Regions from separate parts of the Mus musculus genome. Here all the other regions are linked to region 1. A link is a loop called in an ENCODE intact Hi-C map of the cell type or tissue named here. Cell type or tissue: heart. All regions are shown on one strand.

Region 1 (8,000 bases):
CTACTTTTCATTAAACCAAAGATAAAGTCATCTCCAAAATATGAAAAACACTGTCATGTTTTCACTACATGTGAGCATATTGGAAATATAGGTATATTTTACAAAATATACTATGCTACTTTGTATTTATGTAATGACTTCAATTTTTAAAAAATTAAATTAATCTTCATCTTTCTCAGCTATAATTCTGAATGCAGTATATATTACACTACTCACAACAGGGTATATTAGTCTTAAATAACTTGAAAACCACTGTCTTATATTAGAAAATAGAAAATGGGCTTTAAGCAGAAAAAAATATTAAAACAACTATTGGTGACTGGCAAACACTGGTAGGAAAAAAACTAAAAGTAAGAAACCATGTTTCAGAGCACTTTAGGGTACTTGCACACAGTACCCATATGCACAGGGTAGAATAGACTACATACCTGTGATAACTTAGAGCCCACTTAGCTAACTATGGAGCCACACATTCTAACTGTGAGATCGAGGTTAAGAAAATGTTCATGAATTTTACTGAACCTAATGTAAGAAATTCATGCTATTCGCTCATTTTCCCAGTTCTAACATAAAATCGGGGGTTATTGTTCTAGAAAGCAAATGCCAAAAAAAAAAAATCCCCCCAAAGAGTCTTTTTAAAGAGTCTTAAGACATGCAGCAAATATACTAGATAATTTTGCAATTTGTGTGATTTTAAGAGAACAGAATCTATTCCTTCCCATAAATGAAACATTTTATACCTAGTATTTGATGTCTGAATTCATTATAATAATTAGATATATGGCCTTTTATTCTACAATGAAATGTCAAAATACAAATATTCAAAAAAGAAGCAACTTATTCACTCAAATTCACAATAAATTTAAGATGATTGATATTACACAGGTTTCAAAGTGACATAATCAAGTGAAGATAATAGGGTAGTAGATCTAGGATGAAAGACACTTAATAGATGGTAAGAGGAAAGACACTAACTAGAAAAATTGGAGGTTTAAAAGAAACTTTGTTTCATAATTTAATACAGAGTGAGTCATGTTTTGGAAATCTGTTAAATGCCACTCACCATAAATAAATTACTAACCGTGAATTTACAGAGCTCCCATAATACTGTGTTTACAGAGAAAAAAAAAAAAAAACTATATTTGAAAGAGATCGCTCTTGGCCCACAAGTTACATCTGAGCTTTGATCTCTCAGGCTTTTGTCTGTCAACTATTATACTCGAAGTTACTATTCCATTTGTGAATATGTGCAGACTTTCAGCTATGCTTCCCCCTTGCAGTATGAAGATGATGGACTAGTGCTAGTTCAGCACCATAGAGGAGGAGCTAGAGCAGAAGGGAAGGTTAACTGATCCATCCAATCTTCTTAGCTGTCATCTTTGTCACTGTGGACAGAATTTATGTTCTCTGAGCCTCATATTTCCATTAACAAAAAAGTAGTAGGGATTTTTATTGTCATTATCATTACTACTACTACTACTACTACTACTACTACTACTACTACTACTACTACTTCTACTACTACTATGACTATTTGAAACATAAAACATCACCATGTTAATTTTATTTATTTAGGAAAGAAGTTGACATTTCTGTCACAAATATTAGTTTTAACATGTCTCATTGGAGTTTTTTTAGAACAATATTTCCTTTAAGGAAAATCAAAATGCTGAATATAAAGAGCATTTTAATGAGACAAATTTATCTCATGAGGAGAAAAAAAATCTATATTTAAGCAACTCCTTTGTTTATCTCACTTTCTCATTGACTACTGAAGAACATGTACTATTCCACCCAGATTTTTTCCAGCAATGCCCTTAGGGTTTCTTTGTTAACAGTAAAAAAAAAAAAATCACATAAAGAGTTTAAGATGAGAATCTGTCTCTATCAAACTTCCATCTCTGGTCATGTCCTAGGAGAATACTAGGAGGCCAAGATGTCACAATTGTGTATTTTCCACCCCTTATAAAACTGTCCTACAGTACAGATGGAAAACCTGCTCATAAATCTTAGCAATGCACTTGTTGTATACTGCATATTACTCCTGGCAAGTGGCCCCAGTTCCCCCTTCCCTGTTAGTGGTATAGGCTTACTACAAGTTCTGATAGCTTATAACTCTGATAAGTCTTATATATCAATTTCAATGCATTACAGTTGAAATAATGTTCTCCAGTCTCAATTTGTTTATTAATGTTCTTTTTCTTCTACTTTCAATACCAAAATTATACACATTTAAGTTACACTATGTATTTTGAAACAAATGTAGATTTTTATGCACCCTATATAATAGCCATTTGGGGATACAACACTTTAAACATTCTTCTGACACAGTTTACATGTTAATATGTTATTGCTAACTTTAGACATCATGTTGTACAGAGACCTTCAAAACTCTTCCATCCCATAACTGAAAGTTTGTACCTTTAGATGTTCTTTTTAAAATAGAATTTCTAAATTCTTCTCAAATTCCAAGAAAACAACTATAACAAATATAGAAATCCTTTAAGGTTTTGCTGTCCTTTAAAATACAAGTCAAGGATCAATTATCAAAACAAACTCATTCCATTAATCAGTTTACCAAGGTGCAAATTGTTTATCAGAACACAATGCCAGGGAGGCTGCTTTGTTTAATGACAATCCTAACAGCAAGAATCCCTGGGGCAGGAAGCAAGTAATCAAGACTCCATCTCTGACACTTTAAGATTCTGGCAACAGTCTATTCTGATGCATGGTTACAAGGAGACCTTGTGCAGAAAACAATACACTGAAATAGACTGGACTGGTTATGAAACAATAAACTTAATATAGCTCTGGACCTGAACACAAATTTGCAATTTTTGCCTTCTAGGATCAAGTTTAATGCTCTAGACTGTTTCAAACATATTTTTATTGCCTACTTTGTGCACCTGAATACTCACAACACACACACACACATTTTTAGATAAAATTTCAAAATACATGAGAGTGTCCATGGAGGTTCATGAAGCCATTAAACTCAAACTTGAACTACTAAGCACTTGATCTAGACATAATTCAGGTAGATGCTTGAATGTATTCATGTACTTACTCTGTGTTAGGAGAAATGTAAAATACAAAACAGAAAAAAGTTATAATAATGCCAGAAACATACTAGCAAGATATTACATCCATGTGGAATATTATGGGAAAGTCAGATGATTTCAGATGAAGAGTGGACTAAAGAACTGGCTGTGAACTGACGTTCCAGCAGAAACAGCAGCACGTACTCAGGAAGGACATAGAGAATGCCCAACATTGTGCTGAGGGACAGTGAGTCCACCATCTGGCCTTAAATCAGGAGCATTGAACTATGAGTTGTTCAATACAAATTGAGAAGACAGGTTCAGGCCCAATTATGGAGATAAATCCAGCCTTCCAAAACCAATTTGTTTTATTTTTTTTATTGCTGTCTCATGACTAAGAGAGTGCTCTCAGAGTTACATGATGATCAACATCTCCTCCAAGTTAGAGGTGGGGTCAGGAATGCTGGGAAGAGGTCAGGGTCACTCCAAGACTGACACAGGGAATGACAGAGAGTCCTGTTTCCCAGTCCAGCCATCTCCCAGCCAAGATACACTGCAGCCTCCCTCTTCTTTCCCAGGTTTCAAAGTCTTGCTGTGGAATGACTGGCTGGAAGCTGGAACTGCCCCATATTTTTTCCTCTCCCTGTGACAGAAAAGAAAAGAGATGAGGGCCAGTGAACTTTAAACTTCCTGATAACTATAATGTGGGAAAGTGCCATTTTTAGGTTTACATGAAGGAGCTACCTCTGAGAATGGCCTCTTGGCCTGCGAAAAACTAGAAACATCCCAGGAAGTCACTGCAATGTTGTAGTACTGTGAGAAATTGTATAAAAATAAACATTGGATTATTTCAGGCCTAGTCCCTTGAGAAAATGAGCCAGAATTACTCAGAACTACTAGCCTAATCTTGACAGAACAGAGGAAATTAACAACTGAAGCCAGATTTTTTCCCCTTCTAAAAAAACTGGAGGTGGAAACTATTTATGATATTTTGGAAAATACAAAAGTATCAGGTTAACTGTGTGATTCAAATGACCTTGAGCACAAGATGGCTGATGGTGCTGAGAAAAAGCAGAGGGGACCACCACCTGGGAAAGGTGTAAGCTGAACACCAGACTCAGGAGAGCCTGAACCACACAGTTCAAGGAGCATCAGCTCCGACCTCTGAAAACTTGAACCTCTGGAGCTTGATGGGTTTTCTTAAAGATTTGCTTAGATATTTGTTTTTCCTTGGGAGAAATAAAGATATGAAGGCAGAAAGGAAGCACACTCGGTCACTACGTCACTATGGGAACTCTCCTCAAACATGACCAAGAAAGGATTTCCTTCCTACTGACAAATAATTTCCCACTGAATCTCTGGTTTAAAGGAAATCTACTCACTGAAAAAGCCAAAATCAATCCAAGATTTAAGTCATGTTACCTAAACAATAGCTCAGAGTCCAGTGTTGAAATGATAAAAGGCAGTGTAATCTCTTTCTACAATTTAATAAATCAACACTGTATTGTTCTAATTTTGCTTTAGGGACTTAGTAGCTTCTCTATATAGGCAGACTCCTGGGCCCGTGATATCCTGGCTTTTATCTTTGTATGGGACAGAAATAATCTAGAGACACAACCTGGAGAAGAAAATGAAGACATAGTGCCCCAATTCTTTACAGCTAACTTGAACCTCAAAATCCCACATGGACTTTTATGAAGAAAGGCTTTCTACTGCTAAAAGTGGCTAAACAAACAATTTGAATCTATTACATCTACATAATCTACTAACTCAGAAAATAAAGAGAAATATGAATAAATTTTTGTGCTATAATTTGGGAAAGGATTCACTCTTCACATCTTCATTACCTATGATAGTTAAATCCTCAAGAGAGGCAATGCTAACATAGTGTTGCTCACAACTACTAGCCTAGCTGCAAGAGAGGGCATTTCTTTGAGAGGAATGTTAAGGAACAATTTAGAGTAGAAGGGGCACCATGGAAAGCCCTACACTCTCAAGCTATGTCCCAGCTATAAGAGATAGGAGAAATGATCCAGATACAAGGAGAATTAGCCATGAAAGGGCTTTAAATAGAGCATAGTGTTGAGAAGTTTTAAGCCACAGTTATCAATAGAAAATTTTACAGTAGGTAGAGTATGGAGTCCTGCTTATGCCTTTCCATCGACTGAAGGTTTCTATGGGTCAAAGAATAAAGCATATCTCAAGGGCTGAACTCATATTTGGTGTACCAGGTTGGCAGGGTGTTCCTGGAAAGTAGTCTAAATGATATACATCAATGGTGCAGCTGTCCATCCACGTGTTTTTCTTTGTCTGAGTATAGTCATTCCAGAGTCTGGAGGAGGTTAGTAGTGAGCTTATAGCTCATATTCCCTATGTCTATATCATCTCCAAATGATCCTGCTTTCTTTTTGCCCAGATTTTTTGTAAATTTGTCATTTTTTTTTTTTGAAATTCTGCTAGTTCTCATCAGCTTAAATTCCTTGAGAGATACAACTGCACCCAGGTTCTATGGATTTCTCCAGAGCTTAATGACTTGTTGGAAGTCTTTCACAACAGAAATGGGATTCCTCATTGCGAGTGTTATATCTGTGCCCTAGACCCCTAAGAACTAGACATGTGTTTCCTACCAATATGATAGAGACCGACACTTATGTATCTTTAAAGTTCTTAAAGATGATTTTACTAGTGGCTTTCCTCTTGACAGTAACATAATTCCTGAAATCCTACCTCAGTTGATGTAGGAGGCAGTTCAAAATTCTGCTGTCATTCTACATTCTAATAGCTCTCATTCTGTAAGTCAAGACTGAAATTGTGGTTATTACAGATTTTGAGTATTTGATTCTAAATTGTATATTTGGTGACCAAAGAAACAAAAATTAAATTGGCTCTAGAACATATGGGCCTGTGCGAAGATGAGAGTTGGCAAAAGTCTCACAGATCTCTGTACCTGAGTGGTCCTCCCATTCTTTCAGCAATATTGGAACCTTCAGATTCCCAGTTATAATATCTGTTAAAATCCTGTTTGCAGCAGTTATAGGAGTGTTTGAGGTTGCTATTCCTCAAGACATAAGCACATAAGTGAATATCTATCTGGATCTTTTAAAGGAAACAATAATGGGGAATCAAGGAGTTTCTTAAGGATCAATCACTATATTCTGTAGTGAGACCCTGAGACCCTGAATTTGAGGCTCACTGCTCATTACTCTCACTAATGCTTGTTTATATAATATACTAAATAGAATGTCAACATTATCTTTTGATTTAAGATTACTCTTCCCTGTAACCACCATACTATATACAGTCTTCATAGGTGTCTCTGACCATGATAACTCCTAGCATAAATTACACCCTTCGATTTTTGGTAGTTATCACAGCTGTGTCAGCACCACTGCATCAGAGAAGCATCATTCCATAAGCCCCCGAAACTCTTAGCTCTGGGACTGCCTCTCTTGCCATCCATGTTTCCTGGCATAAAGGAAAAGAGGCAGTAATTTGGGATGTTCTTCTCAGTGAAGCCTTTGATGATGGCAGGTGAGTCTTCTGGATCTTCTCTGCAGAATAACCCTCATATGGGTCCTAGCATGCCCACATTTTGGAGTCTCTTAACCTCTTCCTTTATCATCTATAACTACAGTTCATCATCCCACTTTCCCATTGTGAGCCATCACACTGCCCAAACATCAAAAAGCAATTCTAGAAATGGGTTTTCCTTTTCCTCTGGGCTCATAAAATGTTAAATTCCATGTGTAGACAAAATGACAATGAACTCTTTTTTTACCTATTTTGTGTTCCAGTACCCTTAGTCAAGCTCATTACACACCTATCCCATGGCTTCTGACAATATATGCTAGCTTAATCATGCAATTTCCTCAACATAACTGCTATAAATATGTAGAAATTTCCTGATTGTCAGAATCATAGAGCATTACTCACCTTTCTTTAAACAGAGTCACCATTCATATCCTCAATGATTCTTGCTATAATATTTAATTCTAAAGCAATTTATTTCTATTTTTAAGACACTTTAGAGTAGGTATCAGACACTACCATCATATCTTTAGGATCATATTACTCCTAAGCCTGATACCTTCACTTTCACAGAATGGCTAAAAGAGACAAATGGACCCTAGCTCTTACTTTAGTCAATGTTCAATCTGATAGAGAGAATTTCTCCTCTATCCTTTTATCCGATTGAGAAAATATGGCCCGGATACAGAGCATTGGCACTAGATCATGAGAATCACCAGGTATGGGAGTCTCTCATACAAAAGCCAGAGCTCAAGCAGTCTCAACAGCTAGATTCTACCACCTATGGAGATATACTAATGATGGGTAATGAAAAAGGATTTAATCAAAGGGATTCAGTAAGCCTGAGACTGCCTTAAGTCTCTAACTTAAAACTTAGGGCTATTTAGCCAGTAACAGGAGTGGCTATTTAAGCAATGGTCAATGTGAAGTTTTAACTATTCTCTCCAATACTTCAAAGTAGCACAATGTCTCCTGTATAATGGCGCATAAGAACTGTTCCTTTGTTAATCAGTCTCATGTTCTGAAATGGTTATCCTTATTGAGCAATGGGGAGGCAGTCCTGTCAAAAGACACTCAAAGGCACAGAGAAAATGCTTTCAACTTATTTTTAGCCAGTAGGTAGGATCAAAGGAAAACTCAGAGGTTCCAGCCTGGTGGGTTCCATTTTTACTAATTTATTAATACTATTTAAGCATAATAAAAGTGATTTTTGCCTCTCTGCATATTTCTTTTTGCATATTTGTTATGTTTCTATGTGTTTTTTAATGCAATTCTTACACATTTAGCTTCAGTGAATAGACTATCAGTAGTTGGTATGAAATAAATATTTAAATGAGATCAATTAATGTAACCAGTGAAAATTACAGGTAGCATGGGTTTTGAGCAGAACTAGAACTAGAGGAAACAGTAAGGGAAAACTGGCTTACATCA
Region 2 (8,000 bases), 200 kb after region 1:
CAATGAATTTTGTATACACAGAGCTTTGTCCAGACCCATCCTCTTAAGAAATACCCCCAAAGCCACTCGCCTTTAAGAGTCATAGGAAAATTAAGATAAAACTCAGGTCTATAGACTGTCTTACCATGGACTCCTTCCCCAGGATACTGACTGAAAGGTTATATTCTACCTGAAGGGAACATGGTCAGCAAATGCAGCTGCAGGTGTCAGGTGTGAGGTAGCATGGCTACCTGCTCTTATGTCCCTGCCCCACCTTATGACATTGGCTGATATTTCCACTTAACAAACTGTATCACAATAAGGGCCACATGACTCAAACATACTTAACACAAACAGGGACTGGAATCTTGAAATGGCACACACATCATAACAAAATACTCAATATAAATTTTTTAAAAAGTAAAATAGCATTTTAAAAGAAGTGACATCGTTTTATCCACATCTAAATGATTTAGCAGATTGCTGGCATTCTTTGCAAATGGTTTTCTGTATTAGATAATATTGTTGAGATAAGAAATCATTTCACTTTACCACGAATTTTCCAGGTAGGCTAATGCACACAAATATGCACACATAGACAGATACACACACACAAACACACACACATACACACACAAACAAACATAGCTCATGTACACTCATACATACAAACACACATACCCTCATACTCACACAGACACACACACTCTCACATGCAAACACATGCACACTCACACACTCATTCATACACAAATATTCACACGTACTCACATTCACACATGCACACACTCATATACACACGCACACACTCACACATACTCAAATACATGCCACTTACACACAATCACACACACACATTCAAACACTCACACAATACAGTTACTCACGTCTTACACACAGATACATTCACATATAAACACATATATACTTATTCACAAACATACACACACACACACACACACAGTCTTTCATGGTGTTCATGTTCAGTGTTAACACTGCAGTTGGTATCCAGCTCAGATATTCATCCCTATAGAAGTTATATGGATGAATGCTACTTTGGAAGTTATCTCCAGTTTTTACTTCTTGCTCTTACTAATCAACAGTTCAGCAAGGATGAGTCTATAGTCCAAGGACATTTGGATAACTATGGAGACATTTAGTTTGTCATGGTGGGAGTAGATTTGTTACTGGGACACTGCTAAATAATGAACAGGACTATGTAACACAAGAAAGTCAATTGTGTCATGTTTGAAAAAACTGTTCTAAAAGTAAATGGAGTATATAATTTTAGGGTTGCTTCTTATTTGCCAATAGTCACTTTACTGATTTGTGGTAGGGGAGCTTATTAATGAAAGCCATAACCTTATTCCTAAATAAGTAATTCTCAATTCAAGATCAAATGACAATTTCCATACAACAGCATCTCTGTAGAAACTAGAATGTTAACTTTATATTCAATTTATTTAGTGGTGTGAGAAATTAGAAAGGAAACTGGACATGCATTTAATCCCACAACCTGGGAGGCAGCAATAGGCAAATATCATCTCTGTGAGTTCAAATCCAGCTTGATCTATAGAGCAAATTCCAGAATAGCCAGAGCTGCGTAGTGAGACTCTGTCTCAAAAGAAAACAGAAAGAAAAGTAAAAGGAAAGTAAAAGGAAAGTAAAGGAATGGAGAGGAGGGGAGGGGAGGAGAGGGGAGGGGAGGGAGGAGAGGAGAGGAGAGGAGAGGAGAGGAGAGGAGAGGAGAGGAGAGGAGAGGAGAGAAGAGAAGAGGAAGAAAGAGAAAAGGAAAAAGAAAAAGAAAAATGTTAAGAAGGAGGGCAGCAAGAAGTGGCCTAGATTTCGAAGGACTGATTGGAAGAAATTCCTTTCTGAAGATGATACCCAGAAATGTCTCAGTGGGCAAGGAGCTAAGTAGCAACAGATAAAATTAGGTTCTCTGCAATAAGCATCACAGATGGTGTCAAGGTTGGTGGGACTCTTATCAGGTTGAAGTTTGCTTTCTTCAAACTATTCTCTTATAATACTTTCAATCCTCCAAAGTTTTATAAAGTACAGCCTCATGTTTGCTGAGTTTAGGAAGTTGCGGGTTCTGTAGTCAGAAATTTCACCAGAGACCATGTAGATAAAAGTGAGACGGCCAAGGGATTCAAGAAGAGGGGTCAGAACTCTATGGACACAAAGTTAGTTAAGCAGAGGGAAAGGGGACTGAAAGAAGCATCTAGAAGACCTCATAGTCAGAGGAAGGTCGTGCAAGACAGTGGGGAAGTTTCTAAACCCATCCTCTCAGAGTATGAGTGGGTCACTCTCAGGAAGGAGCAAGCCTTCCTTGGTATCCTGACACCCTCTCTGCCCTATAGCAAGCAGAAGGACAGATTTCAGAACACAGTAGCTCACAATTTGCTCTATTCCAGTCCCGTTTTACATTTAAAGGTCTGCCATGTATGTTCGTTTACCCCCTCCTAATAGGTTTGTGTGAAGCTATTTAATTGACAAGAGACACGTTTGCTAGACTCAGGCTCATCCCTAAGATCTCTTCACATGGCCTCCTTTTTTTGTCAGTCACACTTGAACCTCTCCTGACTGGTTAACATCTCAATGAAACAGCTGCCAACTGAGAATAGGAATACAGAGAAAGATGACCTCAACAACAGAAGAAAACAGGCAGCTTCAGACACTGACCAAATCAAGAAGCACTTCACCCGGGTGATAGCTTCCCCTGGCACTGTTCCAAGCTTCACTGCCGAGAACTCTGCCTCGGGGTACTTTGGCCTGTCGCCAGCCTCTGTCATGTAATGACTGCCAGTCCTTTTCCAGACTTAGAACTACTTTGTTAGAGAGCCATCATTACCCACCAAAGAATGTCTAAGGGAAAATTGAGTTGAATAAATTATTAGCAATTTTATAATAAACTTCAAGTCATCTTCCATACATTTTCTTCAAACTGCCAGACTAATTTATATATTAAACATTTAGATACTATCATCCTTCCTTGTCAACTCTCCCTGGTGGAAGATTCTTAAAAGTGGACCATTAGATTCCAGGAGAGTTTAAGCTATGAAATAGCCAGAGGCAGACTAAGCAAGAAACCTTCTCAGATGCTTGACAGCTTTATGGCTTTATGGTCTCAGAAGAAGACCTGATACTTTCAGAAACTTTCCCCACAAAAGAAAGGGATGTCAGCTGGGGAACCAACTGTGGGGGTAGTTTTACTGGTTGGGCAACAGTCCTCTAAAATACAGAAGATATTTTCAAACCCCAGATAGTAGGGCTGGACCTTATTGCTTTAGTTAATTTGCAAGTAGCGGTCACTGAGAAACTACTTGTGTGCATTTGCTCGCATTGCAAAAGCAGCACGTGGGAGGACAACTGAGCCTCAAAATACCATTGGGAGAATTGTGGTTTGGATCATAGACAGAGTTTCAAACATGACCAGCAGCTATTTTTTTTTAGTAATAATGTAGAGTAAAATTCATTTCTCCCTCCATGCCAGCTTCAAACAGAATAAGTAGAGTAACTTCAAACAAAGTTAGTATGAACTTTTCTTAAAACACCAGGGACATGAGATATGCCCCCTCAGAGTTTTCTTCACTCAAGCACATATGGCTTTTGGCCACTCTGATAGTAACATTACTGTACACATTGTTTTCATCTTCCTTATGTAGAATAGTAGAACCCAAAAATACCACTGATCTCACAAACTGTGTGCATGCAAACACACAAGTGCAGCAACACACACAAGCACTCAGCTTGTCAACAACTTCAGCAAAGCAAAATACAAATGATAATTAGAAACATGTGTCCCAGCAAAGAGGCACAGAAACGAAAAGGTCATCTCTTTCCAAATGACCTAATTAGAAGAGCCTGGAGTGCTGGCTACAGTATAATGGCTTTACACAGCTTTTAACTCAGATTTCCTGTTTTAAAACAGTGCAATTTACTGCCCCGTGCAGCAAATATGAATTGTCACTTAATGCCAACAAAATTAGGCTTCCCAACAACACCTGCCTCAAGCAATCTCCTCTTTGTTAGGCCCATCGGCAGAGGATTGCTGATTTGCTATCCCAGAATGACCATTTAGAATATAACACCAGGATGGTTGCCAAGTTGAGAACAATGATTTCATGTAGAAGAGAGCCTGCTTGGTCCTTTACATTAATGCCAATTGAAATATGCATGAATAGACCAAAGGGAAAAGCAGTTGTTCTGAATCACACTGTTAGTGAATGCTTCTTAGATTCCCTTTTCTGGTTCCCAAGCTAGGATTTTGATGCTGAATAATTTTAATTGCCCAGAGAAAAGAGGCACACAGTGGCTCAAAATGCTGCATGGTGGGAACTCAAACAGGCACCCAAATAGAATTGCCAATTTAAATAGATGCCGTTGTAAATTTGTATTTAATTTCTCTCATATTTATTCAATATGTTGTGATGTTTCATTAAGGATTGATTTTGCTTGTCTGTTTTGTTGCCTCAGTTAGCCCATCTGAACACCCAACTAAGCATTTGTACGGTGGTGATATTTATCCAAAGTCACAAAGAAAAAACCTCAAGAACAGCAATGAAGACTGACCTCTGGCACATATTTCTCAGACACTTTTGTAGCTCAGCATAGTCATATTCTGAGTGAGAATCAGCAAGGTATAAGAAAACAAAACTTGTATATCTTCCAAGACACCTTTCTGGAGATGATCTGCCTTGTGATCTCTGTCTGGATGTTGCTGGCTCTGCACGAGTTATTCTAGAAGAGCCTTGGGTAATTAACATGACTCCTGACAACCTGAATGACTTACATGTATATGTGGTCTTTCATGAGAGAAATAAACTTGTACCTTAACTAATAAAGACAAGTGAGACACCAAGAAGTTGACTCTAGTCAGTATGCACTTGATCTTATATATAGTCACAAATGTTGGTCAACACAATGGCCAACAACAAACTACATATTCAGTAGTAGCTATGTCATACAAGCCAGATCTGTGCAAGAGCATGACACATGTCCTCCCTGCTTCTTCATAATGATGCAATTGCCCTGCATAACTGTAAACCATTCCTTGCTAAACAAGGGAAAAATAATGTTAGGCTCTTCCACATTTTTCCAAGTCTTGAACTAAACCTGTCTGGAAATAAATCTTACTTTGTGGAACCTGTTCAACAAGATGGAAAGAGTGGGATGTTGTAGTTTCAAAATACTACAATCTAACAGTCTTCATTTTACTATGACTTGAAGTATGTTATACATAAAATATTTTTCATGCCATCATATTAAAATACACATGTTTGTTTTTATAGTTCTCCAAAAAAGGAATCATTAGAGACATTCATTTTGCTTATATAATTGATATTTCAAAATCTACTCTACTACTGGTCTCTCTCCTCTGAATCCACTGTCACTCAAAGGAGCTCATTCAGTGGACTTTTCTGCCTCTCTGACAAGTGTATGTGTTATACTCTTTTTCTACCCAAAGTTCATAGTTTAGGCCAACTGTTGGTATTCATCCATTCTTACCTCTTCATAAGTCCCTAGAGTGTGCATCAGCTTCCTCCAAATCTACTAAAATTTCCCCTGAGAGATAACTACTCTATGTTAGTACTTGTGTTCATGCATGACTTACGTAGGCATTGGACAGTTATTGTCCCACTCCTATACAGCATAAAATGTACAGATTAGGATGCAAAGCATAGCACTTGAAGTTTCTCCACAGCTCTGTAATATTAGATTGTTTTAAAGAATCTCCTTGAGTGTCTCTTGATTTCCATGGAAACACATCATTATGCCTTCCCATCCTATTGCTCTGAATATTCTGTTCATTTACTAGATTAACGTTGGCTCTCAGTACTCCCTGATAAAGGTTTTCTTCCACATTCAATACCAGGTGTTCTCTCTGTGTGTTTTCTCATTTTGAAATAACATTAGATCTGTCAGCTTTGGAGACTCTCTTTGATAGAATGATACTCATCCATGTTTGTACATGAACTTTTACAATGACTGCAGTTTCAAAGTCACATTTGTCCCCTACTTATGTACTGCCTGTCAAATTCTAACATGCCCAGAATTAAAATAAATTTATTTTCCTTGTGTGTACTTTCACTCCAATAACCCTCCTAGAATGCTCTTCTGATCTATTTCCAAGTCTATACACAAATGTTCTTCTCTCTCTCTTTGTGATATTAATCAATATTCCTGGACAATAATAAAAGCATAATTTCTAATCTAACATATAATAATATTATTATTTGTGGTTTCTTTAATTCAGTCCAGTTCAGTCTTGGAAGGAAAAGCCATTTACCTCTCTCAAAGGATGATATTTTTCTTTGGAGGAAAGGGTGGGTAGGCAAGATATGAAGGAATAACATAACATAACAGCACATCAATTTTGATAATAGGGAGGTCTGGGGATATAGTTTAGTTGGTAGACTGATGGCCTGCTGCGAATGAAGGTTCACGTGCAACACCTGTGGCAGTGTTCACCAATGGTGCCAGCATTTGGAAGATAGAGGCAGAAAGATGAGAAATTCAAGCTCATCCTTGACAGCATAGCAAAGTCTGAAACCAGTATAAACTATATGACACCCTCTTTCAAAAAATTATGAATCTCAACAACAAAGTTGCCTTTGTTTTCAAGCCCCCTACTTTCCACTCTTGCTTTGTCAGACAAATTCCTTCAGTGTGACCCTTCTGCACCATTACCCCAGAGCAAAATCAGTGACATATTCCTGGATCTTTCCATTTCTGTTACAAATAAAATGGGCCACTATAAATTTCCTCTAGCTTGTCTGTGGTGAGCGATAAACCAACTGTCTATTGTTTTATTTCAGATTCTACTTTTAGTTCTTGGACTATTTCGCATACATTTCAGAAAAGCTAGGATTACTTTAGTCTTTTTTATGCTTCGGTTCTCACTCATGAATTTTTTCTGATTTACCTCATCATTCCGGGTTCTCTGGAGAGATAGAAAAGCAAATATGTCTGAGTCTCTGAAACTGCATACAGGCCACATTTAGGAACCACTAAGGAGTAATGCTTAAAACATGTTGATACACTGCTCAGCACAGAACCACATGCACTGCCAGGACATGCATCAGAGGACATTGGAAATTTTCTGCCTTCAAAGGTCATTCATCTCTAAGACGAGCTGCTCCAGGAAGTACCAACTCACTGTGCAGCTTCATTCTGTTGCCCCTTCTTAAGTCTCACTCCGAGTTCAGCTGCTGATGGCTCAGGGCCATGACTGCCCCACATCTACTGTGGAGGCAGGGGATGTGAGATGGGTATCATCAACCCTAGAGACGATGTCTCCTAGCACTATTTAAAGCTACACATAAAAAGTATCACCAACATGACTGTCTAAACATGAGCTTAGCAAGGACAAAAACAAAAGACATGCCAAAGTGGACAGGGGAAGCCCATGAGCCCAGAGCCCTACAGGCAACGAAGCAATGCTGAGTGGGAGGAATCATCCTCCCAAGAGAAGAACACAGCCACTGCTCATCCAATAGCAAATGGTCATCCCAGAAAACATGCATACAAGGAACACTATGCAGACTGAGCTTATTTTTAGGAATATATATTTATATACATATATATATAATAAAAAATTAATTAAAAAGAGGTCATGAATCTGAAAGAGAACAAGGAAAGGTGTATGAGATGGAGGAAAGGGAAGAGGAAAATGTATTTATATTAATCTCAAGGAATAAAACAAGTAGTAAAACAGAAAAACTAAAATAAAAGTTATAAAACTAGAATACATATCCAACAACCATTTGCAAATAAAAAGTAATGAAAAAATAACCACTATGTTCACTCCCTGCCTTCCCTTCCCAATATCTATTTCTCCTCTAAAATTTCTGTCACTTTACAAATACCATACTTGCTCCTATTAGAGAAGTATGTGTATCTTTCCTCTTGATTTCCTGGGTTCAGTGAAGCAAAAGATACTTTGAAGTTGTCCATTACATATCGAGTGTACTTATTGATGTCAGAAAGTCAGATGTCAGAAATAATATAAATGAGTA
Region 3 (8,000 bases), 110 kb before region 1:
ATCCCTGGATATGGCAGTCTCTACATGGTCCATCCTTTCATCTCAGCTCCAAACTTTGTCTCTGTAACTCCTTCCAAGGGTGTTTTGTTCCCACTTCTAAGGAGGGGCATAGTGTCCACACACCTGATAAACAGCTTCGGTGAAGTAGCTGGATATAAAATAAACTCAAACAAGTCAATGGCCTTTCTCTATACAAAGAATAAACAGGCTGAGAAAGAAATTAGGGAAACAACACCCTTCTCAATAGTCACAAATAATATAAAATATCTCGGAGTGACTCTAACTAAGGAAGTGAAAGATCTGTATGATAAAAACTTCAAGTCTCTGAAGAAAGAAATTAAAGAAGATCTCAGAAGATGGAAGGATCTCCCATGCTCATGGATTGGCAGGATCAACATTGTAAAGATGGCTATCTTGCCAAAAGCAATCTACAGATTCAATGCAATCCCCATCAAAATTCCAACTCAATTCTTCAACGAATTAGAAGGAGCAATTTGCAAATTCATCTGGAATAACAAAAAACCTAGGATAGCAAAAACTCTTCTCAAGGATAAAAGAACCTCTGGTGGAATCACCATGCCTGACCTAAAGCTTTACTACAGAGCAATTGTGATAAAAATTGCATGGTACTGGTATAGAGACAGACAAGCAGACCAATGGAATAGAATTGAAGACCCAGAAATGAACCCACACACCTATGGTCACTTGATCTTCCACCAGGGAGCTAAGACTACTACTTTTATTGTATTTTTAAATAAACAAATATGTATTCCCTTATTTAACAAGAGCTGCATGTGCTCTAACCATGCACTGAACATTCCTTCTACTGGTGTAGCTAGAATACATTAAAGAACACAAACAGGAAGTAAAAACTAAGAACATGATAATTAACTTATGTGAGAACATAGGAGGTATGGTGATTTGACTATGCTTGGCCCATGGGAAATGACACTATTAAGAGGTGTGGCCTGTTGGTAGAAGTGTGTCACTATGGGCTTTGGTGGCCTATGATCAGGCCCTACCTAGTGCAGAAGAAAGTCCCCTTTGGATCAAGATATAGAACTCTCAGCTCTTTAAACACCATGTCTGCCTGAATGCTGCCATGCTTCTTACCATAATGATAATAGACTAAACCTCTAAAACTGTAAGCCAGACCCACTTAAATGTTTCTTTATCAGAGTTACCTTGGTCATTATGTCCCTTCACAGCAATGAAGCCCCAACTAAGACAAAAGTTGGTACCAGGTACTAGGGTAATGCTGTGATAGGCCTAACCATGCCATTATTTGGAGGACTATGGATATTGGGACTTCAGATTTGGAAAGCAACAGGATGCACTATGTGAAGTTTAATGGACCATCCTAGTAGGAATATGGAAGACATTGATGGGTAGGATAAAATGAACTGTGGAGACCTGGTTCAAGATGTTTCAGAAGAAATTTTAGTATATAGCCTGGATATTTAGTATGTAGCTTAAGATATTTGGTGGTGATTATAGCTGCTTTTTGCCCTTTTCTGAAGAGTCTGCCAGAGGTTAAGTTGAAAAGATTCAGATTTGATCAAGAGTAGCAATATTACAAACAAAAATACAAAATGCATAGTTCAAAGAATACAGAGGCACCAGGAAGTAGAATGAAGCTAAATTGTATGTTCAAGAGTATTAAATGTAACTAAGGAAGTGGTAACCTCAGGACAATATCCCACACAGCTACACTTATTGCTTATGTGTTTGCATTTGAACAATGAATAGTTATATCATGAAAGGCATTATCATTTCCTGGTTATTGTTTTCATTTGAACTTATAATCTGGAATTAACTACAATCCAGAAATGGAGGGCACATCTGTGATCCAGATCTTAAGGCTGGAAGAAAAAAAACTTTTGATTCAAATCTTGAAGCACAGTGGCCATAAAAAGTTCAGGTCCAGGCATGGTGGCATACACCTTTAGTCCTAGCATGCAATATCTAGATGCATTCAAATCTCTGAGTTCAAGGTCAGTCTAAAGAGCAATTTCCAAGACAGCCAAGCTTAGGCAGTGAATGTGTTGAATAACAGAAAGCTGCTGATAATGTAATAGCCCAAGAAGAACATGTTCCAGTCCTAGAAAACAGCAAAACTTGGCAGCTTCACCCATGTGACTCTGGCTTTAGATTCAAGAATAGAAGGGACTACTGGGACAATTGATGTTAGTTAGCTGCAGCTAAGAAATTAGAGGTGATTAAGAAAAGACTGGCATCAATGAGGTGAAATCTTCTGGGAAGTATTTTCTGAGAGCACAAAAAGCTGTGTTCCAGAGATAGCCAAGTTTGTACCTCAAGCTGTAGCTGGACTTGATATTATATATAAGAAGTATCCAGATGATACTAGTTTTGAAGGCAGAAGGAGTCATGGAGAGCAGCTGAAGCTTGATACTGTGAGAAGCCAGGAAAGGCCAATAGTGAAATGTAGTCTCATTTGCAATTGATATCCCAGGACTGAAGGGGTTCTGCAAAGAGATTAAGGCTTTGGACAATAGAAAGCCTGTGAGATATGGAGAATAACAGCCAAAAAATACCCTAGTGTATTGGAGATACAAGTACCTTGGGATGACCACCAAGAAGAGCGACAACAGTGAAGTATAGTCCGTCAGAGCCTAGAGCACTGCAAAAGGCATAGCGGAAGAAGTGACCCAAGCTCTTTGGAGAAGCACCAAAGATCATGGGTGGACTCTAAACACTGGAACAAATAACTACAAAATTAAAGATGTCTTGAATCCCAAGATGTTAGAGATGCAGAGCCATGAAACACCTGCTGAGGCAAGCTGCTAACAAAGAGTGGGACCAGCACAAAACCGAGAAGTTTTTTGCAATCATCAAACATGGAGTAAGTTGGTGATCTAAAGAGTGCCTTGACATCAGATATAGAGATGCAGAGTTTGGAGTTTTCCCAGCTGAATTTTTGTTCTTACTTTGGTCCAGTATTTCCTCACTATGGCATTTTGGAATAATAATGTGTAGTTTGTAATGTTAGAAGTATGTGATACGCTTTTTTTATTTTACTTTTTGTAAGGGGTTACAATTAAGACATTGCATGAATCCCAGAAGAGATTTTCAAATTGAAATTTTAAACATTATTAAGATTGTGATAGACTATGGGAACTTTTGAAGTTGGACTAAATGTATTTTGCACTATGCTATGGCCAGGTATGGCCCCCATTGACTCATGTATTTGAATAAGCCTATGGGGTCCAGGAAGAGGAATAATGTGGTTTGAATATGGCCATCCCATGGGCAATGGTAGTTAGGAAATATGGCCTTGTTGTAGGATATGTGTCACTCTGAGGTTGAGCTTTGGGGTCCTGTGCTCAGACTCAGTCCAATGCAGAAGAGTCTCCTGTTGCTTGCTGCCTTTGGCTCTTCCAGTGTCTTCCTGGATGCTGCTATGATGATAATGTAAAATTTTAAAACTGTAAGCCATGCCCAATTAAATGTTGTCATATTACAAGAGTTACCTTTGTCATGTTTTCCCTTCCCAACAATGATACACTAAGACAGAAGGGTGAGTAGAAACTGAATACTACAAAAGAATGGTCTCCTTCACTTAGACAAGCTAGAAAAGGTTGCCTATAGGAATGACAAGAACCGAGAATGAAGGTCAAAAAGAACAACTCACCAATCCCAGAAAAACAAAAAACAATGTTCAATAAACAGAAAAGATCTGGCAAGTTTTGTCAGGTATATCTCCAGAGAAAATTATACAGGGCATGAAGAATCACCAAAAGTCTAAGGATTCAGCTACATCTATAAGATAAGCTTTAGAATACGTATGAAGCACAGTGCAAAATACAAATGTATGACCTGTTGGGTTTTTTTTTAAATGCACAAAAATGCAGTTAGAGATATTAAGAACTTCAGCTTGGTGTGATGGTATACACTTTTGATTCAGTTACTTGGAAGGCTGGTGAAAGAGGATGGCCAACCTGTGCTTCACAGCAGGATCATAGCGAAAAAACACAAAACAAAAGAAAAAGTATTAAGATAAAACCACCACAGACTATTGCTATTGCCCATGGTTGCCCCCTAGAAATGGAAGGTAAATCCCTACTGCTAAGGACACCATGCACTTCAGACATAAGGTTCGATGATCCCTGTCCTGGAAGTCACTTGACTTTTCCTTGACAACTAGATTTCATGGGAGGAAAGGGCACTATGTAAGCTTCCAAAAGAGTCAAGCATCCATCCATACAGCTATGATTCCTATGGACTACAACAAGAACCATCATGGCATTATAACCCTAAGGGCACAAGAGTGATGCTCATACCTTGTTTACAGTCAACAATTTTCTTATTAGACTTAAGATCCACTGCACAAGAGGAAATCATGCCTGGTACTAAAACCTAGCCAAGTTCCCAGATATTGGAGATGAATTTACAAGAAATACTTTACAAAGCCAGCATAATTATGAACTACTTTGAGATTTGTTTTTTACCTACAGATAAGTATTGTCTTAATATCCTTCAAAAGAAATCTCTTTTTAACAGACAGAAACATAAGAGAAAATCACAATCGATTAAAATGCAGAGTTGGGAGTCCAGTCCGTAGGGTGATAGCTATAAAATATCCCCTGCACCTAAGACTTGGGGAATATTATGAAAAGGGGGTGCACAGATTGTGAGAACCAGAGGAACAGGGAGTTTGCTGTAGGACTGTGTCTACTAGGAATGTTAGGATCTACAAGATCTCACCAATAACACTGCCTAAACATGAACTGAACAGTATGTAATGTCAAAACGAATGTAGTAAAGACTTGCATGCCTTCATTCACATCCAGAGATGTACTGACAATTAAAGGATGCTGATAGAGGAAGAAATATTTTTACCCATGGAAACACAATTGGTTAGCCAATGCCAAATGAAAATATATAAGCATTATACAGACTGAGAAGGATATCATTAGGAGTATGTACAAACATACACACATGAACACACACAAGCACAAATACACACTCTCTCTCTCTCTCTCTCTCTCTCTCTCTCTCTCTCTCTCTCTATATATATATATATATATATATATATATATATATAAACTTATTTTCTATTAATTGTTTATATATATACATATATATGTGTTATGTATGTGTGTGTGTGTGTGTGTGGAAATTATTCCCCAAATTAGAATCTCAAAAATAAAAAATGATAAAAATCTATTTTCACACTATAGAATATATTATAAAATGTTCTTAGATATTATACCACCTAATGAACAAATAAAATAAACTGAAGTTTTATATTCTCATTATTTGCAATTATAACACAAGCCTATAGGCAAGAAAAGAATCAAGCAAAATAGATTGATATTTAATGACTTTTCTAAACAATACATGTTTTCAGTGTGGTTTTGTTCATTTGGATCTCAAAGGATTCCTCATAACAATATATTTCTTTTAAAAAAAACATGAAAGGAAATATAAATATAACTCTTTTTTCCATCACATCTGAGGTTACTGAGTATCTTAGTCAGGGTTTCTATTCCTGCACAAACATCATGACCAAGAAGCAGTTGGGGAGGAAAGTGTTTATTCGGCTTACATTTCCATACTGTTGTTCATCACCAAGGAAGTCAGGACTGGAACTCAAGCAGGTAAGAAAGGAGGAGCTGATGCAGAGGCCATGGAGGGATGTTCTTTACTGGCTTGCTTTCCCTGGCTTGCTCAGCCTGCTCTCTTATAGAATTCAAGACTACCAGCCCAGGGATGGTCCCACCCACAAGGGGCCTTTTCCCCTTGATCACTAATTGAGAAAATGCCGTATAGCTGGATCTTGTGGAAGCATCTCCCCAACTGATGCTCCTTTCTCTTTGATAACTCCAGCCTGTGTCAAGTTGACACAAAATTAGCCAGTACACTGAGGAAGTGTTTCTCATTTGCTCTTTAATATTTCCCTTCTTCAAGCATATAGATACTTGCTAATCAAGTAGCACATGTTGGGGACACTGCTATACCCCCATCTGAAGACACACTCTAGCAAAATGTCTAATCCTACACATGGTCTCCTGAAAGACTCCTGATGAAGAAAATTCCATTACCTGAGATAACAACTAATAGTATCGTTAGCAATGAAAGTTGTACTGATAGTCATGCTAATACTCAAGCACAAAATACTTTAAATATTATTAAGGTTTAAGAAACCTACAGTAGTCATTCTGACTTATAAAAAAGTAAACATTGCAATTATCCTAGACATAAAGATATTTTAAAGTACTGAGGAACTCTTTCCTGTTCATTATGTTTTCCATTTTACTCAATTTCTCCTTAAATGCTAAGATTTTTATTTGAGTTAGAATTATTTCATATGTCATTTAACAAGTGCCCCCAGTGTGCCAGGCACACCTGAATACATTGACTACAAAACTAAAATGCAAACCATATTATACTAGAACTTAGCATTTTGTACAATGCTGCCTTTTTACCATAAGAGCTCCATGTCTCTCAAAGGAGACTTTTACATTCAGCAGTTTCAATGTTGCAAGCACAGATGCAGCTTAACACTGAAAAGCTGATGACACAAAGATGACTCTCCTAGAAGAGATGGTACGGAAGGCCAGAGTTCAGAGGTTAGGTGCTGGCATTGCAAGGAGGAGAGTGAGCTTTCAATTCAAGGTTGTCTGGCTTAAAGATTGTGTTTTCCACTAACAGTGCGCTGTTCCCTCCTGTTCTTCAGCAGGACAGCAAGCCTCTTATGTCTCCACATTTAAAACTGGAGAAGTACTGGCTAATTCCACATTCTGAATATCCATTTGTTAACTCTCTGCATCTTGTCGTCATTAACTTTAAAAGAGTCACACTTCAGAATTATTTGCCTACAAGGTATTTTTGAGCATAAGATCAGTAAACTAGGAATATTATCAGTGTTGACCAGGAATGTGGCTGCAAGCACTTCAGTGAAGTTTTCTCACCCAAGCACTAGAATCACTAGGCTATCAAAGGGATGTGTCCGTGATTTTTATATCATTAAGTCCCTTATTTACAAGGCTCAAAGGTTCTAAACTCTGTGGCTGTTGTATGCATGTGTTTAAAGGGGTCTGAAGATCAACTCGGTGATTTTTCTGAATACATCAAAAGTTTCACAGCAATCCCAAGCATCTGCTGATTAACCCAGTAGGATATTAATTATGAACACATCTGCCATTCTTACTTTTTGTTCTCCTACTTTAAATAGGAATGGAGTAATTCAAACCTGTGTGTGATTAGGTATAGCTAGTGGTGCATGATGAGCTGGATTTAGATACGTTCATGAAACATCGGGAAAAAAATGAAAGGGTTTACAGGGAAATCACTGTACTGGAGGATAGACAAAGTGAGAGAGAGAAAATTAAAAATAAATTAAAATATTTTTAAAAGCTTAACATTAAATAAAGCAGCATAAGGGGAAAATAAATGTGAACGAATAGATGGTCTCATTGTTTCTCGAGAACAAAAAGTATTTATACGTCCCCTGCCTTATGACTCAGCTCTGTGGTGTCAAATATTTGGGGTATTACTCATAATTACAAAAAAACCGTTCTGGGATGGAATAATGTTAGCACAAAGAACATAGGGGGCATACTGACATTATTCTTGAGAGACTCTGATGAAAAAAAAAACTCTTTAATTTTTGCCTTTCTGTGCAAAAAATGCATATATAGTTGCAAACAGGTAATAATGTGTATGTTTCAAATTTAAAATTGCAAAATAGGTGCATTGGAAGCAAGGCGTCGGGGTACAAAGAAAACCTAATATATTCCTGTACATTTCTCTTAAACATGGTTGTTATTGGAAGATTTGTCTTGGGGACACAGAAATCACAGAAGGTTTCCTTCTGAGCTAGCTCTTCCCTTTTCAGACAAGATTAGACTTTGAAGAAAACAGGCAAATCAAATTTAATTTTTTTTCCAATGGCTAATAAGAAAGCAAACCAAAAGTTCTACTTACAAATGAGGCTAATTGATTTTTAAGTAGAACTTAATTGGATAAACACTACA

The links. A loop is a pair of places that touch in the nucleus more often than their neighbours do. Peaks named below come from ENCODE experiments on the same cell type or tissue, not always from the same donor. Only the 100,000 strongest peaks of a DNase experiment are listed, where the experiment ranks them.
Region 2: a loop joins it to region 1, with 3 times the contacts of the local background. A loop is called at or near these places in 2 of 42 quality-filtered maps.
Region 3: it touches region 1 in a loop (2.2-fold over the local background); 5 of 42 quality-filtered maps call a loop at or near these places.

Annotation. Positions count from the first base shown.
Region 1 is chr13:82,254,427-82,262,426 of GRCm38, reverse strand. No RefSeq gene overlaps it. Among named protein-coding and RNA genes, the nearest start is that of Gm24295, 210 kb to the right of the region's middle. In heart, no CTCF peak of the experiment used is centred here; a DNase peak (open chromatin) is centred at 3,606.
Region 2 is chr13:82,054,371-82,062,370 of GRCm38, reverse strand. No RefSeq gene overlaps it. Among named protein-coding and RNA genes, the nearest start is that of Gm24295, 7.6 kb to the right of the region's middle. In heart, no CTCF peak of the experiment used is centred here; DNase peaks (open chromatin) are centred at 2,710, 3,320 and 3,740; H3K27ac peaks cover 943 bases.
Region 3 is chr13:82,361,088-82,369,087 of GRCm38, reverse strand. No RefSeq gene overlaps it. Among named protein-coding and RNA genes, the nearest start is that of Gm24295, 310 kb to the right of the region's middle. In heart, no CTCF peak of the experiment used is centred here; no DNase peak of the experiment used is centred here.